Regions from separate parts of the Homo sapiens genome. Here region 1 is linked to region 2. A link is a loop called in an ENCODE intact Hi-C map of the cell type or tissue named here. Cell type or tissue: dorsolateral prefrontal cortex. All regions are shown on one strand. Each heading gives the region's core, and the rest is flanking DNA. Links, peaks and the distances in the headings are about the cores only.

Region 1 (9,367 bases), core at 1,022-9,021, 280 kb after region 2:
AGTCATCATGTACAAAATCATATCACAGTTATACTTCTTTACATTTACTATGCAATTTAGTACAGTTTTCATTATGAAATACAAATGTGGGTTGAGGGCACTATATTCTACCCATTGCTTCACGACCTTGAATATCTTGATCTGGTCCCAGTTACAAATAATTTTTATTTTCTTCTTTGTTGCACTTTCAGTAAATTCTGCAATCAGAATACCCACTTAGTTTTCTAATCAGAAAAAAATTAAGAACTGGCAAACCACTCACTTTACACTCTTTTTTCATATTTGGTGGATGGTACCACTAATCCTCAAAAGTTGAACAAATCTCATTAAGACCTAGTCATTTATGAAGACTTACAGCAGAACCAGCCGCAGACTGGTGGATGGAGCCAACACTCCAACTGCAGCTAATACAGAGAAACCAGCCACCCCAGCTGAGTCTGGGTCTTCTCTCATCTCTCTGTACAACCTCTCTGCTATTAATACCCCTAATCTCTAACACGTCATAAAATCAAGAATTGATTTTAAAAGGACAAAGGCCTTCTTCTCCACCTTCTTTTACATACCTTCTGATACCTAGCACAGGACTCAGTACCCAGTAGGCACTTGCTCACAGAGTAATTCTAAGAACAAATGAGCTGGTGTACAGGCAATCACTCTGTAAAATGCAAATTGCAATGCAAATGCAAGCAAGGAGCAATTGATGAGTTGCCTTGAGCTGCACTATTTTGTACAACAGAATGTCCTATTTCTTCTTTGAATTTTGAAATTATTGAAATAATATACTTCTTCAGTTACCTAGTAACTTCCATGGAAATCTACCACCAGATAAACCAGAGAAGACATTTCACTGGGGAGGAGAAAGGATGGAGAAGCATATGGTGCAAACACAGCCTAAGTGTGAAATTCTTGTCTAAAACTACTCACACTTCCCAATGGCCTCCAGCGTGAGACAGAAATTCCTTAGTATACAGGTCTGGTTATTTCCTAGATAAAATAACTGTGACTCTAAAGCTCAGGATTCAGAATTCTAGTTCTGCAGTAAAATTCAGAAGTACACTGGAATGAAGGATCTTCACCTGATGCCTTTAATATTTTTTAATTTTTAAATAATTCAGGTGCCCTTAAAATGGAAACCATCCACTTAGCAACTTTTAACCAAGGGAAATAAAAACTCTCAGGTGCCATTTGGAATCAGATATTCAAGCAGAAAGAAAATACTGAATCTAGGTGCTTCACTGTCAGGACGATATGCTAAGTTGGACTCAGCTCTGCTACCAAAAAATATACCACATATATATAGTTTTATTCATAGTGCAAAATTACAAAATGGATAAAACATTGTTACTTGTCAGACCACATGAACTTGATATTTCTGTGAGGGCTTTGCTAGAAAATCAAGTTACAGGCTTTGCTCTAGTCTTTGTTTTTTTCCCTTTTCTTAAAGCATACCAAAGCTTTACTAGCATTCTTTCACCAGTCATTGCTTTACTTTATTCTACTTATAAACTATAACTATAAATTTATATCCATTCACTGAAAAAATGAATTAAATCCAACATTAAGTTTAGTAGTTGTTCCCAGTTTTAGGATATTTACCTTTAAACACTGTACTTAGAATTTACAAAAAATTAACAAAATAGCAAATCATTTATAAATTCAGAAATTACAGTCTAGTTTCCATTTTTAAAACTCCCTCGGTGAACCAAAGAGGCCTCAGAACATCCCAAGATTAAATGTTTGAGATAAAGCTGCCTCAAAATGAAAACTACCTAGGACAATCGGACCAAAAATTATTTTGAGTAGGAGGTCTTTTCTCCCAGACATGCCACTTCACATGCAGAAGAATCCCAAATTATCTGACAGGCTACAAGTGGAAAGCACTTCCTCCACTGGTGACAGTCTTCCAGAAAGCACAGTGCATGCTTTGACAGTACAGAGATGGTTTCCCATTAGGGGACAGAGAAAGGAATAAAATGTGTTCAGCTAAAAATGGTACAAGGATGCTGTTTGTGAAACTGTTTTGTCTGGAAACAGAGGCTCATTATTTACCACAATGTAACATTCGAGCTGCTGGGATTTGGGGAGTGGACAGGGAGTGGAGGGATTGCTGAATGCAATGACCCTTTCAGAGGTGACCTATGAGAAGTCACTGACTACGAATCATCCGAGACTTGAGTCCCAGTCAGCTCCCTGGGTACTACCAACTTCCTCTCTACCTATCTTTTTATGGAGATAATAACAACTGCTTCAAAATATGACACCTCCCAAAACTTACAAAGTAGGACTGTTTTTCTGATTAATATACATAACATAAAATTTGCCCATTTTAACCACTTTTAAGTGTGCAGTTTAGTGGCATTAAGTATATTCACATTGCTGTGTGACCATCACCATCATCCAACTCTGGAGCTTTTTCATCATCCCAAACAGAAACTCTGTACCCAATAAACACTAACTCCCCATTTGCTCCTACTGTAAATAGGACTTTAATAATAGAAACTAAGAAACCAACTCTCTCCCACATTATTAAGCCATGGTGTTTATCTTCTTCCAGGGGAACTTTTTGTGCTGGCACATTCCTCAGTATCACAAAAAAAATCAGAGTTAATGGTCAGGCTGGTCAATATTAATAACATTGGTACATCTCTCCATATTCAAATAATATCATTGAAACAACTTTCACACTTCTGGCTTATCTCCAAAGGACCATCTCGGTTGAGGGGCTGGCTCTGGGAAGTTTTCAACTCTGCATAAACACAAATATACCCAGGAGATTTGAGAGTTTTGTCATCCTACTGGTGTTCTCTGAAGAAAAGTCTCCTATGGCTTAGAGAAATCCTTATATTTTTGATTGAACTAAATTAAGAAAGTTAACTGAATTATGATATTGTATTAGCCTAGATGGGTTTGCTGCTCTGGGATATAAGGGAAGTGACTACAAGCAGAAAGTCCACCATCTTGTCTCCAACCTCAGGTTAAAATAATTATAGTTCAAAGTGATTCAAACACAAGAAATTCTGCTTTACACCTACACCAAGTTCATTCACTTAATAAATATGGTTGGGCACCTGCTGTACCCTGCTCTTTGCTGGGGCTCGAAACTCAGTAACGATGGAGCCCACACAATCCCTGGCTTTGTGGAGTTCTCAAGGAGTAATGTGTGTCCACTGGATTGCTCTAGAAAGAGTGTAGGTTTGGAGTGATGTAGGTTTTCTGGGCTCTCCTCTCTGTGGAGCTAGAAAGCCTGGTCATCCCTTTATGAATGGCCCACCGCTGTTGGGCTCTAACTGCACATCCCAAGCTTCAAGCCTCCTGGAAAAAACAACTATTTTTTTCAGCCTTTGAAAGTTCACTGCCTGGACTGCAAAATTTATAATTTTGCATTTGCCAATGAATATTGTCAGTTATTTAAAAAACACATAAAATAATGTGTTTTAGAAAAATTGCCAGGCATATAATTCACAAGCTCAATCTTTATACATCTGGGAGAGGATAGCACTTTACTATCCAAGCAGCTTATATCTGCAGAGCAAAATAATTATGGAAATATGAGTTTGTCTTTGTTCTTCCTAGATTCATTCCCTTTCTTTTCTACACCACCCCCATGCCATTCTTAAGCAGGTAATCACCAGGCTTTTTGATGCATCATTTAAGGGATTGGAAAGTGGAACAAGCTCAAATTCAAAAGCTTTGGTAAAACCCTAAGTCTGTGCAGAGTTTGGGCTGGGTGTCCTGGAGGAAGAGGGAAAAGAGATGAGGAGAGGAGGGAAGAAGAAAGAGGATAAGAAAAGGAGAAGGGAAGGGAGGAGGAGACGGAGAAGGAAAGAGAGAAAGAGAAAGAGAAGGAGAGAAGGAGGAAGAGGAAAAAAAGAAGGAGAAGAGGAAGGGGAAATGGACGAATAAGAGGAGGAGGAAGAAAAAGAACAAGAGGAGAAGGAAGAAAAAAAAAAGAAGGGAAAGAAGGAAACTAGAAGACTTACATTACTTGATATCAAGATATCAAACTTATCATCTAGTTCCAATAAAGACATCATGGAACTGACCCATGCACAAAGAGATGAGTGGATAGGGCCGAAGCAGATGTGCACATATATAGCTGCCTGATTTATGGCAAAGGTGGTCCTGCAGGACAGAGGCAAACAAATTGAGAAAGCAGTTAGGTGTGAGGCACAGGCTTGGCCTTTAACGTGATTTTTGTAAGAAGCATCCCTTCAACCCTGGCAGTTTATCTGAATGCCCTTCCTCTGCACTCCTTAGTACCCTAGGCATTTTTTAATTATTATACCTACCTAATTATGTAAGTCAGTGCCTTACCTGTCTGTATCATGAGCACCCACCTGATAGATAAGGAACTGAACTAAGCCTAAGAGGCCCAACACAGGCTGCTGGAAATCATCTCCAGCAGTAGGAGCTGCCAGTGATGTCGAGAGCAAAAGCTCTTCAGAGCTGGTAAAGAGAAATGGCACCTCAGATATATTTGATGCTGTCACATTTAACAAGTGAGGTAAATATACTGATTCCTCATCTTTCAAAATTCTCCAGCATAGAGGGACAGACTAACAATTTCCCACTAGTGGAGACGGAAAATCAGGCATGTGACACAGCATTGGGGTCAGCCAGGCAGAGGCAAAGGGCCCTCAGATGCCCAGGGGAAGAGGTGATCCGGAACAGGGCTTGGATGGAGGCCAATCAGTGAGCTTTACAAACATTCAGTTTCAAACATCCAACTTCCAGGGTGGCTCTAGCACTTGTAGAAAATAAAAAGAACATATAAAAACCTAAAACTATATCCTTAGTAAGTTTTTCCGAGTTAAGTAAGAAAAGTAAAACTGATTAATAAGCGGCCCCTGCATTTTTGGTCTGACATGAACAATTAGGGTAGTATAATAAATACCTTTCTGAGGCTCTGCCTGGACTGACATTTATTTTTCCTGAAAATTATCCTCAATCCAAGAGTGGTCTCTGATGGCCATGTTTAAACTACGGGAGCTATATCCCTGGCCACAGCTCATTGGCCCCAGAGCAGCCATCTGATCCAAGCTAAGCCAAACAGATTCTGTCTCCCAGGAAATGAGAACTGGGACACTGTTTAGTCTCTGGTGAGCTGTGAGAAGGCCATATTCCAATATGTAAATGGAGAAGCAGAAAAGACAAGCTTAAAGCAGACACTACAAAGAATCTGAAACAAGAGACCATCTGGCCTGACAGAGTGAGAAAGAGATGAAAACATAGCTGCCTAGCTTCCAAACATTTCCAGCCCTGCCCAGTCCTTTGTGATACCCCATCACATTAATTGCCTTTGGATTCCATGAGATACCCCTGGATCCCATCTCTGTTTACAATAAAGTTCCCCATTTTCATTCACGTTAGCGATATTTTCTGTTATTTGCAAACAAAGGAGGCCTAACTTTAAGACAGATATCCAACTTAAGTGCATGCATATTTACTTTTTTCTATAAATTTAAAGATACATTAAGAAAAACATGAACTAATTTGACGAGCTGTTTTCTGTCTTCACTAATTGAAAGACTTGCTAGTCAAAAAGAAATGAGTCAATGGATAGAGGTATTCACAGTTTCTCTGAAGATATTTTAACAACATACAGAGCATACGGCTTAAAAGTGTGTATAGATAGTTATGCCACTCAACTACAGGTATTCAATGGCCTCAGATGATCCTTTATGCTGTTTAATGAACATCTTGAGATGCTCCAATTAGAAATGTATAATGTAATGACTTTTTAATTGTTGCATTTTTCTACACAACAAACAACTCTGCATACAAGTTGAGCTATAAATTCAGATACCATTTCTCAAGCACTTTCTCCCTCCATGTGCCCATTACAAGTGAATTGTGAATTGTCTAATGTTTGTTTTTAGCTGAGTATCACCATTAAAAACAGAGACATTTAAATGAGTACCATCCCTGCTCAATTTAAAAAGTTACAGGCAACAAATTCAAGGGGCTAATTTGACTCAGGATATTCTTATCCTGTGATTCAACCTCTCAGTTTCAATCTATACTCACATCAGTTTGCTCAGCATTTACTATAGGAAGTTCATCAATAGGTATTAATGGAATGGGGAAAGAAACACATTATTTTTTATTCTCACATATGTGGTATCAAAAGCTCAGGCAACTACAGACTTTGATAGACTCCTGATTCAATTAAGGAAGTTTTATCAAAGTGTGATCTGTAGTATTCTTAGCTTTCTGTGCAATAGTATACATATATTGCATTTAATGAGGAAAGGAAGAATTAAGAAGTAGTGTAGAAGACAGTAACACCATTGTAGAAACAAATTGAGTTGTTAGCCAATGAGAGATGCAGTTTAGTGTAGGATGAAGGACTAGCGCTTCCACATCAGACATGTGTGAGTTACTCTCCCAGCTCTGTCATGCACTCTGGTTAATTCATATCCTTTCTAAGCCTCAGTTTACGCATCTGTAGAAAGAGAACAATAAATGCACATACTGCCTAGAGTTATTGTGAAGATTAAGTGATCTAACATTGCAAAGCCTGTATTGAGCTGGGGTTGGCAAACTTTTCCTGTGCAGGACCAGACAGTAAATATTTTAAGCTTTTCAGCAACTACCCAACTCTGCTGTTGTAGCGCAAAACCAGCCACAGAGAATCCATAAATGAATGGGCATGGCTGGGATCCAGTAACACTTAACTTCTGGGACACTAAAATTTGAATTTCATATACATTTATGTGTCATGAAATATTATTCCTTTTTTTTTTTTTTTTTTTGAGACCGAGTCTTGCTCTGTCGCCCAGAGTGCAGTGGCGCAATCTCGGCTCACTACAAGCTCGGCCTCCGAGGTTCACGCCATTCTCCTGCCTCAGCCTCCTGAGTAGCTGAGACTACAGGCACCCGCCACCACACCAGGCTAATCTTTTGTATTTTTAGTAGAGACAGGGTTTCACTGCGTTAGCCAGGTGATCTCCTGACCTCGTGATCTGCCTGCTTATTTCTTTTGATTTTTTTCATCCATTTAAAATTGTGAAAACAATTCTTAGCTTGCAAGCTGTATAAAAACAGGCAGTGAGTCTGCTCCACAATAAACTCTGAAAAATATTATTAGCATTGCCATTAATAATAGTAACTGAAGATAGAGGTTATATATTTGATAGTTGTGTTACTATCAAATATATAAGGAGTTTTTTCAAAGTAAATGTGTTTTTACTTATTTCCTACTGTTTAAACTGTTGTTGGAGGGCAGGTTATAACAAGTTTAGAATGGATGCCCTGAAGTAATACAATATACTTCTCAAAGGGTTCAAGAAGGACCAAGGAAGGCCAATTATCATCCCATTGTAGCTTCCATCTTTAGCTAGTCTAATTTTATACAGTGGCCTAGACACACGAGTTTAGATTCACCTACATGCCTAACATTCAAAAAATCAGGCCAGTCACAACAGGTGTAAGGGATCAGCATGAATTCTAACTAAACATAAAGAGAAAGACTGACCATTTCTGTTTTGATTTTTCAGCTGTACCACAAATGGGTTTTTATTATTTTATCTTTAAACACCTTTCTATTTCGCCAGTGAGGTCAGAATGAGGAAAGTTCTGTGGATCAGGAAAAAACTTTTTTTCCTATCTAAAAACATGGCATAGATTTACAGCTGCTTCTGAATTTTCTTTTCTTTTCTTTTTCTTTTTCGACACTGCGTCTCACTCTGTCACCCAGGCTGGAGTGCAATGGTGCAGTCTTGGCTCACTGCAACCTCTGCCTCCTGGGTTCAAGTGATTCTCCTGCCTCAGCCTCCTGAGTAGCTGGGATTACAGGCAACTGCCACCACACCCGACTAATTTTTTTGTATTTTTAGTAGAGACGGGATTTCACCATGTTGGCCAGGCGGGTCTCGAACTCCTGACCTCGTGATCCGCCAGCCTCAGCCTCCCAAAGTGCTGGGATTATAGGCGGGAGCCACCAAATGCTTCCTCCACAAAAGACTGTGTACAAGCCACTTGTCCAAAGGTGTGTGCTTGGAGTTGGTTTTCTAGGCCTCAGACTCATCTATCACCATCCTGTTGCTGACTGCCCTTTGAGACAGAGGGAATACAATGACAAGTCTATTGACAGAGTGCAGTAAAGGGAAAAATTATATTTTTCTTTTTTCTATACCAAGTGTTCTAGTCTAGGTCTCTCCAGTTTAATGAATAGAATCAAGAAAGGTAGGCAGACAGAGAAATAGGTGAAATTTAAATGTCACCACCTCATTAAGGTATTAGGGAATGATGCTGGATAATGAAGATCATGTAGCTGAGAACCTGAAGATGCAGAAAGGTTAATAAATGTATTTGTAGAGAGTCTCCTGGGTAATGGCCCAAAATCAGATTGGTTAATTTGCTGATATTTTAAAAGAAGTAATTATGTACAGAAAATTTGGAGAAAAAAAAACTACGTTTTTTTGTTTCAGTTCCATATTCATTCTCCATGGATCTTAGTGTCAGATCCGTATTCATTCTCTTTGAGTAGAAGTACCTCAAGCTCCAGATCTGATGCCTTAACTGCACTCTCTTCTGAGAAGTTCTCACTGATAATGTTCATACAATTCTGCCAGTTGGAAGCACTTTCCAAGCAGAGTGGAGTCTATTCTGAAGTCAGAGCTCCTATGAGGTTCTCTTTGTCCATCCATACCACAGATTCTGCTCCAATTAAATGTCAACTCATCATCCCACATTATTCACCACTGCTAATGTTCTGAATGCTGTTGTCAAGGAAAATTAAAATAGTTTCTACCCTTTGTACTTCCATAACATTTTATGTGCATGGAAACGAAGAATGAAGATTAGGGAAAAGAACCTGCTGTTCTCTAAAATCATAGTTTTTATTTCTTGAAATAAAGGCTTCAATGCTAGTCAAAATCCTCATTAAATATTGACTTCTTGGTCTCCTTTCATACCATCTGCAATTCAGTAATTTTCAAAAATATTTGTTGTCATCTCAGAAGGAAAAGCTAACAAGAAATACATGACAGAAATACACCCAGTAAAGTTAGAGTCAAAATTACTTCATTTCCTATAACTGATTTACAGATCACATCAATGTAAAAAGAAATAAAGAAAGGCTAATTTATTTAGAAAGAAAAACAGAAACTGTAAATAAATATATTTTAAATATAAGTTTGACAGAAACAGATTTGGGGGTTGTAATAGATCACAGATTAAATATGAATCTCGTATTTTTGTATTCTTAAAAGCATAAGCATGGAGCTGTGATCTTGAAACATACAGAGAATGCAATGCCTAGCTTGTCAGACTGACATCAGAATCCTTAACATCCATCAGGCAGCAGAGGCACCATGGAGTCTATGGAGAATTTCTCCCTGCCCCAAAATGATTTCTTGGGAAA
Region 2 (9,367 bases), core at 568-8,567:
CACTCCAGCCTGGGCAACAGAGCGGGACTCTGTCTCAAAAAAAAAAAAAAAAAAAAAAAAAAATATATATATATATATACATATATATGACTTTAGAACAACTGGCCACATTGTATAAGACAAAAATATTATCTGATTGGTCCAAAAAGATTATTCATATCAACATTACTACATGTATATAGCATAATATTGGCCTTTTCATATGACGTCTATCAATATGTCATGGAACCAGTGTTTCATAGAAGAGAATCTGGGAAACACTGAGGTATTTATTTTCAGATTTCTATTGAAGTGGGGACTGATGGTGTTGTGTAGATGGTGTGGATGTGTGAGGCTGAGGCTGTCTCTCTTTTGTTCTATGTTGTATCTTCAGCTCCCAGCAACATGGGACAGAGAAAGAGGCCTGCCCTGGAGGCCGGGGGCCTTGTGTTCCAGTCTCTGCTTTGTCAGCTCTGTGACTTTGGGCAACTCACTTGGTTTGGATGGATCTTGGTGTTCACATATGTCAATTACAAAGGAGTTGAACAAGGTCCTTTTCAGTTATAAAGTTCTATGGTACAACATACATGACATTGTTTCAGAGACTTAACGTGACCTTGTCTCATAAAGAGAAACGGTCCACTTTTGACTCTTTATCATCTAATTTCCTAGAAGAAGGGGCAATTCCAAGAACTATAGAAAAGTGGGTACTTTCTATCCCATTTCTAATGTTAACAAAGAAGGTCATTTTTTTTCTGTTCCAAAAACCCTTCTGTAGCTAAAATTTTGGTATATTTTAAAGAATTGCAATGCTTTAAAAAGGGTCTTCTGGAAACCACCCTGACTCAGGGCTCCCCCAGCAGATTCACAGCAATTTGATGAGTGAATCATGCAGCTTTACCTTATGGGTTTATAAACTCTAATTGATACCAATAACCCCTCCTCGCAAAGCAAATTAAAAACCATGTGTGAGAAGACTGAACTTAACTCTCCCTCCTAAAATTATGGAGCACTCCTAACTAGTCCTCAAACTTTATTTACTCGTGGGCCTATAAACCAACCTTCACCCAGTAGTTTGAAAGCTCAGTCTTTCTCTGGCTTGACAGAGAAAGGTTTGGGGTTGGGGAAATGTGTGGAAGGCCCTGTGGCTCAGGAGTGAATTAGCTCATTACCACCAACTCTACCAAGGACCAGGGCTTGGGCCAGGCAGCTGGTTCAGGAACGGACTGACCTCCAAAACATCTTCTTGGTAGGTCATGACTCTCAGTTTTAAACACTGTCTGCATGTTTCTGAATGGATGCAGAAAGGGCATGAAAGCTGTATTTTGCAAACTCATGCACTCAAGAAACATGCATTAAGCACCTCCTGTGTGCCCTGTTTCAGGTGTGGGGAACAGACATGAACAGGACACAGATAGTGGGAAATCCAGGTTCCTAAGGTCCTTGTTTTCACCCAACTATGAACATTCCATTTCTTGCCTTGGCCTCACCCGCAGAGGTAAGGAACCTGGTGAACATCCGAAGACTCACCTGCTCCCTGATGTCTTCCCACAAGCACATCTGCTCCCACCATGCAGCCCATTCCCAGGATGCAGACAACGATGCCGATGAAATGCACAGCCTTGTACCGGATCAGCAGGAAGAACCAGGAGAGCAAAATCACGACTGGGATCACAAAACAGTCCAGGAGCTATTGGGAGGGATGAAGGTAAACAACAACAGGAGATTCAGGAGGAAGCATTCCATGTAGTAGGGAAAAGTAATTTAGTTCTGCAGAAAGGGTTCTGCCTTTCCCCTGAACCTGAGATTTTGTGTAGACCCAGACTTGATGTACTTAAAACAGACTCTGAAATAAATGGAAATTAGCTTTATTTATTTACTTAATTGTAAACATCCCCCAAACTTTAAGGGAAAGGGGAGAAGGCAAATTGATAAGACAGGCTGGTGGTGAAGAGTCTCCTGCCTCCAGGTGCTGGGGCAGCTCTGCCTCCTGTCTTCCTCAGGGCCAGGCCATGCTCCATGGGAACATCTTTGGTTCGGGGACAGTACACCCAGCCTTTTTACATTGTCCCCCTATTTTACGAGTAGATCCGGGAATGGGAGATGAGGGTGCAGAGGTCTTATAATGTTTTATGAATTATTAGAAATTAGACAAAAGTTGAATTTAATTTCTCCTGGACAGCTGTCTTCCTGCTACCAGTAAAAATTGATCTGTTCTTGTCATTTCATTCTTAAAATAAAAAAGTGCTCTAAATATAAATACAAATATGAGTCTCAAAAGTAGAAATACTTAAAAGAACTATTAGAAAAAAAATTTTTTAAAGAAAGTTGAATAGAGTATAGCAAAAAAATTTGATTTCATTTTTTATATATTTTGTACAAATAGTGAGATTCCATCTGACATGTAAGTCCAAAGAGTTGATAGAGAATTTGCCCCAATTATGTAGAGAGATAATGTGGTGAAATGAGAAGACCCCTGTGCTAGGAGCCAGAAGACCTGAATTTGAGTACAGATTCTCATTTACAGCTATGTGACCTTGGGCAAATCACAAGCTCAGGAGCCTCAAATTTCTGTTAGTAAAATGAAGATAACAACTTTCCCCAAAGATCAGCATGAACCTCAGAGATACTACATATGAAAGTAATTCTTAAATCACGAGGCCCTCATTGCTGGTCTATAACTCTGCTTTCAAACACACTCTTTGGGCTCCATGGAACTAATTCAGATTCTACCACACTGTGGTAAGACCTCTGGATACACTATCCAAGACAGGGTCTTTCTTAGACAAAGTGATGTCACATAGAACTGCAAGTTCCTTGTACCACATGAGGAACTTATGATTTGTCCAACCATCCAGTATATCTCCTTGCTGGAATTCTAAACAAGTGGCCTCTACCACCCAGCTGCCAGTACAGGGCAGTGATCCTCAATACTCCTTCACTTTCATTGCCTATATCCTATTGATTACCAAATTCTGCCAATTTAATCTTCCAAACATCTCTCAAATCTACTCATGCCACCCTCTCCCACTTCTGCCACCTAGACTGAGCTAACATCCTCTGCTACATGGAACAAGCCTCTCCTTCATGCCCCAGGGCCTTCACTTATGTACACTCCTCCTTCTGGAGGAGCTCCACTGCTTGAACTTCCTCCTCCTTTATCCTTCAGGCCTGCACTTATAATTTGCCTCCTCAGGAAAGCCTCTTAGATCCCCAGGCTAGGTCGAGTCCTGTTTGATGCTTTTGTTGAATGCTGTACTTCTCCTCTGTAGTTCCAATTGTAATAGTACTTAATTAGCACAGGATTATTGGCATCAGAACACTGCAGGGATTAAGAGGAGTATTCAATAAGAGTTATTGAACAAATATATACAAAGATTTTTAATGACCAGAAACATCAAAATAGAGTCTCCAAGATTCACTGAAGGCTGGAAAAGGTTTGCGTATTTGCAAAGCATCCCTGAACATCAGAGTGGCTTCTTGGCACTGCAAATAGCATTGTGAATCCCCTCTATCCCCAAAGCTTTTTGTGACCTGGACAGATGCTCATGTTTCTCTGTGCACTGGTCTTCTCCTCTGCAAAATGAAACAAGCACTCAGAATAGTAAGCTATCCCTGAGGTTGCTGAGATGATAAGGTGAGGAAGGACCACGTGAATGCTAAGTAGCACTGTGATGGCTGGGGGCTGAGCCCAAAGGTCACAGCACTCTTGGAGGGGCTACAGGAAGGAGGTGGTGGCAGGTAGGATTGTACTACAGCACACAGTTGCTCACTGCAGTTAATTAGCAATGTGAGTTAATGATGTGGTAATATGCTCTAAGGTAGGTTTTACAGCTAGCCTCAGATGCTATTTCAGTGTATTAGGAAATTTCAGTTTGTCATTGAAAACTGTTCACTGGGCATAAAACAGTTGGTGTTTTGTGTTAAAAATTAAAAATGATTGAATCAAGTTGAAATATTTAGCTGCACACTACAGAATTAGGGTTTCATTATCTGGCTGGAAGCCCTCAGTCAGTGGAGCTGAAGGCCTCTATTCCTGAATTATTGAGGGCAAGCTAGGCCATGGTCCAATCTTTGAGGAGAGCTGAAGTGAGCTTTTAGGTTCTCAGTGTCATTAGAAAAGCCAAAGCACTTGATGAGTCCTGAGATCTATTCCTCTAATGGTTTGAGTTGGAAAATCCTTATTTGTAAGTGTCAGGTGGTCCTGTGGGTAAGTGCAAACTTTTAGAAAGAAGAGAAGGGAAAGAAGAATATAATCATAATTTTTCTTAAAGAAGGATACAATCAAGCCAGTGTTTCTGGGGCATTTGAGGAGAGAAGCCTGGTGCTTATCATACAATGGGGCCTCAGTAATTGGTGGCTGAATAAATCAATGAATTGTCAGACATATGGTATCACTGACTGTCAGAAGGGACATTAGAGATAATCAAGGTTGCTACTGGCATTTAGGGTGGGACAACTGATTTTGCAAGATTGTCTCATGCTCTCTGCAGGGCAGTTAGCATTGCTGGGCCTTGACCGTTAAACATTCTACACATTTGCAAACGCCCCTGGAGGGCAGTATCTCCTCAGTTTAGAATCACCAAGACCCTTGTATTTAATAGTTGAGGCTTCCTAAGTCCTAAGAGGTGAAATGATGTGCTCAAGGTCACACAAATTGTTAGTATCAGCAGAAGTTATGTCATAATAATTTTTTGGACAATGTTTTAGTGAAGGTCAATGACAGGAATATTTAATTGCTACAGCTGAAGCTCTCACCATGGCATCTGTAACTGTTGAAGAGAAACTGTTTGGCAGCTGCTCTTAGTAAACAGGCTATTCTTTTTTAGTGATTTTTGCCTTCAGCTTTCCCCTCGTGGTCACATAACATAAAACATACTGACAAAATAATTTTTCAACAGTTTTCTCGTAGCTTAATTCCTTGGCTAAGTGGTTGTTAGAGAAGTAGAAAAGAGAAGCATTATAACTGAAACTGTTAAAAAAGAAAACAAACAAACAAACAAACAAAAACTCCTCTTCTGATTGCCATTAATCTTTTCAGTAGATTTAACTTTCTTTGCATACATCTCTGAATCTAAAAAGAAATTATAAAATATCCATATGAAAAAATAAACAAATATTATTTTATAACCATCTTATGCTCTGAAAAATCTCCAAGGACATTAAAAATACTTTAATGGAAAAGTGAAGTGTTTATTACTCTTAGATTTACATAGATTCCTTTTTTCCCCCTAAGGATTTAAACGAATTTTATTCTCCTTATGCCTTGAATCCTTAGGCAACACATGCCAGAGGTGTCTACGATTCTGTTTTCTAATTTTATAGACACGGCCGGGCACAGTGGCTCACACCTGTAATCCCAGCACTTTGGGAGGCTGAGGCGGGAGGATCACTTGAGGTCAGGAGTTCGAGACCAGCCTGGCCAACATGGAGAAACCCTGTCTCTACTAAAATACAAAAATTAGCCAGGCATGATGGCGCATGCCTGTAATTCCAGCTACTTGGGAGGCCGAGGCAGGAGAATCGCTTGAACCTGAGAGGCAGAGGTTGCAAGAAGCTGAGATTGTACCACTGCACTCCATCCTGGGCAACAGAGTGAGATTCTGTCTCAAAACAAAACAAAACAGAACAAAACAAACAAAAAGATAGAGACATGGAGGCACACAGTACACAATGGCTGGAGAAAAGTCTCTGAAGTCATGGTGATAGCAACAGGATTACAATTTGAACCTTGTAGTTTTTTTTTAAATTCATTTTCTAAATAGAGATGGGGTCTCATTATATTGCCCAGGCTCGCCTCAATCTCCTGGGCTCAAGCAATCCTCCTGCCTCAGTCTCCCAAACTGCTGGGATTACAGGCCTGAGCCACAGCGCCCAGCTTGAACCCTGTAGTTTTAAACAACATTTACAGTTGGTTGCATTAAGTTTGCACTTACAGTTTGTAAAAACGATTATGTTATTTTTATGGTAGACAAAGTAAATCTTCACAACAGCCCTTTAAGGGAGTTATGACTGTATCTACTCTATAAATAAGGGAACTGATGGTCTAAGAGAAAAGCAAATTAGTATTAGAACTGGGGCTAAAACACTAGCGTCTGGACTGCTAGATCGGAGTTCAAGTGCAGCTTCCAAAAGTTATTTAAATAAAAAAGGTTCATGCTGACATTACTTTTAAGACAACAGAAGACAGTCAACATTAAGTAGCACTAAAATTTTAAAAATATGTATATGTACAGGAAGATTGAAGCGTCATTTAATTTCCCCTCTTTCTCCCTACCTCTTTTTCTTTTCCACTCCAGCTGATCTCTGACCATCTTATCACTGTGCCTTTCTCTGTGGCCTTTAATCACATTTGGTTATGCCCTCTCCTGCACACACGCATCCCATCCCTTCCTTCCTGCCAAAATCTACTCGAGCTTCTCTTTGGACTTCTGTGGATGCTCCCTTCCTTTGCCAGCACTCCGCAGACCCCTTAACCTGGCTTTAGACACCCACACTTCCGAAAGTGTGCTCATCATGATGCGCGCAGCCCCCTCAAACACGGTCATGAAGCTGTCCCAGTAGTGGACAGTCTCATGAAGATGGAACATTTTCTGAGTGTCTGTGAGATCTGCCTTCAGGCTGCAAACCCTCTTTACAGCTGGTGTGTCTCCCCAATTGTATCCCGGTTTTACAGAATATTTTACAAGTCTTTGGTCCACAAGAGTTCACAACTCTAAGTCTGGGATGCAGGGAGAGGCACAGGCTGTGGAGCAGTAACATGGGATGGGGATTAGGGGGCTGTCTCCCCTTAGCAATGCTACCAGGGGCTTCGGGCAACTGCTGGCACATCCCAGCCCCAGAGGGGTGGGATAGAGGGAGTTAGGAAAAGCAGAGAGAGGAAGTCCTCTGGGTCATCGGTGCTTCTGCCTCACCCCTGCCAAGTGGGTGGCCAGCTGCTACAGCCCCCCTCCCTTCAATATCCAAGGGAACCTCACTCTCTTCTCTGTTTCTCTGGCTCTTTCCTGCAAAACCCCCTTGGAAGTCATGAGAGTTCAAGAATTAAAGGAGAGATAAAGCCAGAAAAAGTTTATTCTTCATTCAGCTGACATTTATTGAGCGTTTACCAAAGCCCAAAGCCCCAGCCCCTGTGTGCGTTCACGTGGGCCCTAAATCCTGCTGACCTGCATTCTGTTACTCTGACACTGTGCACTTTAATTTAAATTTTCTACAAAGAAAATGTGTTGACTATTATGCTTGTGTATGCATATGTATATATGCATATTTGTATATAGTGTTGTTCTGAATAATTTTGAGCCAGCCCAAATCCAAGAAGAGGAGATAGTTGGCCATTTTGCAGTAAGCATATTTTTATGGCCTAAGTCTCATGAAATGGAATTCCTTCATCAGTCAGCACCAGGGAAGGCCTCTGGATGTTTCAGGAGAGAATCCAAGGCCAAGTATGATATTGACTGGATACTAAGGTATCACACCACAGGTGAGGCTGTTGGGCTTCGTGTGGTTATAAGACATGCCATGGGGACAGAATTTATATTATTTTCTTTGTTTAATCACTTTGCATCAATTTTGAGAGTCATGTAGTACAATTGCATTTATCACAACCATATAACTTTATAAGAGTGATTGTGCAATGGAATCTGTGTAGGTCAAAAATATTGCATCATCACCATCATTCAAGTGCCAGTTGGCCTCATCCAGTCAAGTGAACAGAGTAACTTCAGAGTTTTATAAATTCAGTTATAATCACAAAGACATTAGAGAGACAGACACAAGTCAATTAAATACATTCACAGACAAAGGCGTAGATACACACAACTAATATTACAGGGATAAAATTCATATTTTGTAGAAGAAATAGGTTAAATGAAATTAGCGGAATGGTAGTGAGGAAGTCATGAGAACTGCAGAATTAGAGGAAGAATAAAGCCAGGAAAAGTTTATTCTTTCATTCAGCTAACATTTACTGGGCATTTACCAAATCCCAGGTTTTGAGTGGAGACAGTGAAGGCATATATAGATGAACAAGATATCCTTTCTTTCTTCCCTCAGGAAATTCATAACACCATAAGGAAACACTACATTCATTTATTTAATAATTTTTTGTTGTGTGACTGCTTTATATGGGCATAGCCAGGCTTTGTGATAAGGTAGATAAAACTGTCCCTGCACTCCAGGGACTCCCAGTTTAGGATAAAGACACCCAAAAGAAGTTGCCTTCTTTTTTAAAAAAAATTAAAAACCCTAAACCTGTAATATAGATACTTTATCATATCATTAGATTTAGCTTAACATTGTTGAGATATAATAAATATACTATAAATTTCACCCTTTTAAAGTATGCAATTAGTGGTTTTTAGTGTATTCATGAAGTTGTACAGCCATCACTACTATCTAATTTCAGAACCTTTTCACCATCCTCAAAAGAAACTCCATACCCACTAGCAGTTACTGTACATTCCTCTCTCCTCACAGCTCCTGGCAAACATGAATCTACTTTCTGTCTCTATGGATTTACCTATTCTGACTATTTCATATGAATGAAATCATACAATATGTGACCCTTTGTGACTGGTTTCTTTCATTTAACATGATGTTTTCATGGTTCATCCATGTTGTTCATGTATCACACCTCATTCCTTTTTACTGCTGAATAATATTGCACTGTATGGATATATCATGTTTTACTTACACATTGCTCAGTTGATGAACATTTAGGTTGTTTCCACTCTTGGGTTATTATAAATAATACTGCAACGAACATTTTCAAGCAAGCTTTTATGAGGAACATGTGGGCTTCATTTCTTTGGGTAGATATTGAGAAGTGGCCCTGCCAGGTCATATAGTAACTCAGTGTTTAACACTTTGAGGAATTGCTAAACTCTTTTCCAGTGTCCATTCCATTCTGCAATCACATCAGCAATGTACAAGGGTTCTAGTTTCTCTTTATCCTATCAACATTTGTTACTGTATTTTTTTTTTTGATTTTTGCTATCCTGCTGGGTGTGGAGTGGTATCTCCTTATGATTTTGATTTGCATTTTTCTAGTGACAAATGATATTAAACCCCTTTTAGTATGCTTATTGGCCATTTTTGTATCTTCTTTGAAAAATATCTATTCAAATTATTTGCCCATTTTTAAATGAGGTATTTGTCAATATTTTTATAAAGTACTATTTTAATCATTTTTGTATTTTTGATGATTTTATTTGTTCCTGTTCTTCTGAATTATAAATGATGCTTCAAACAACACACTTAAATATGAGCTTCTGCCTATATCTCTGAATATTATCTTAGGATAAATTCCCAACCATGAAATGATAGGTCTAAAGAGTATACACTTTTAAAAACTCTTGATGCATACTGTCAAAATTTTCTCCACAAAGTTAGT

What was found. Hi-C counts contacts between places; a loop is a spot of excess contacts. Peaks named below come from ENCODE experiments on the same cell type or tissue, not always from the same donor. Only the 100,000 strongest peaks of a DNase experiment are listed, where the experiment ranks them.
Region 1: a loop joins it to region 2, with 2.6 times the contacts of the local background. A loop is called at or near these places in 66 of 110 quality-filtered maps.

Annotation. Positions count from the first base shown.
Region 1 is chr6:117,981,882-117,991,248 of GRCh38, reverse strand. All of the region lies in intron 1 of SLC35F1 (solute carrier family 35 member F1), which reads right to left. Among named protein-coding and RNA genes, the nearest start is that of SLC35F1, 79 kb to the right of the region's middle. In dorsolateral prefrontal cortex, for the core only: no CTCF peak of the experiment used is centred there; a DNase peak (open chromatin) is centred at 5,019; H3K27ac peaks cover 4,569 bases.
Region 2 is chr6:118,259,297-118,268,663 of GRCh38, reverse strand. It overlaps SLC35F1 (solute carrier family 35 member F1), which reads right to left. Exons shown (of 8, transcript NM_001029858.4): 4 at 1,510-1,669. Among named protein-coding and RNA genes, the nearest start is that of PLN, 280 kb to the left of the region's middle. In dorsolateral prefrontal cortex, for the core only: CTCF peaks have their summits at 4,317 and 4,521; a DNase peak (open chromatin) is centred at 4,503.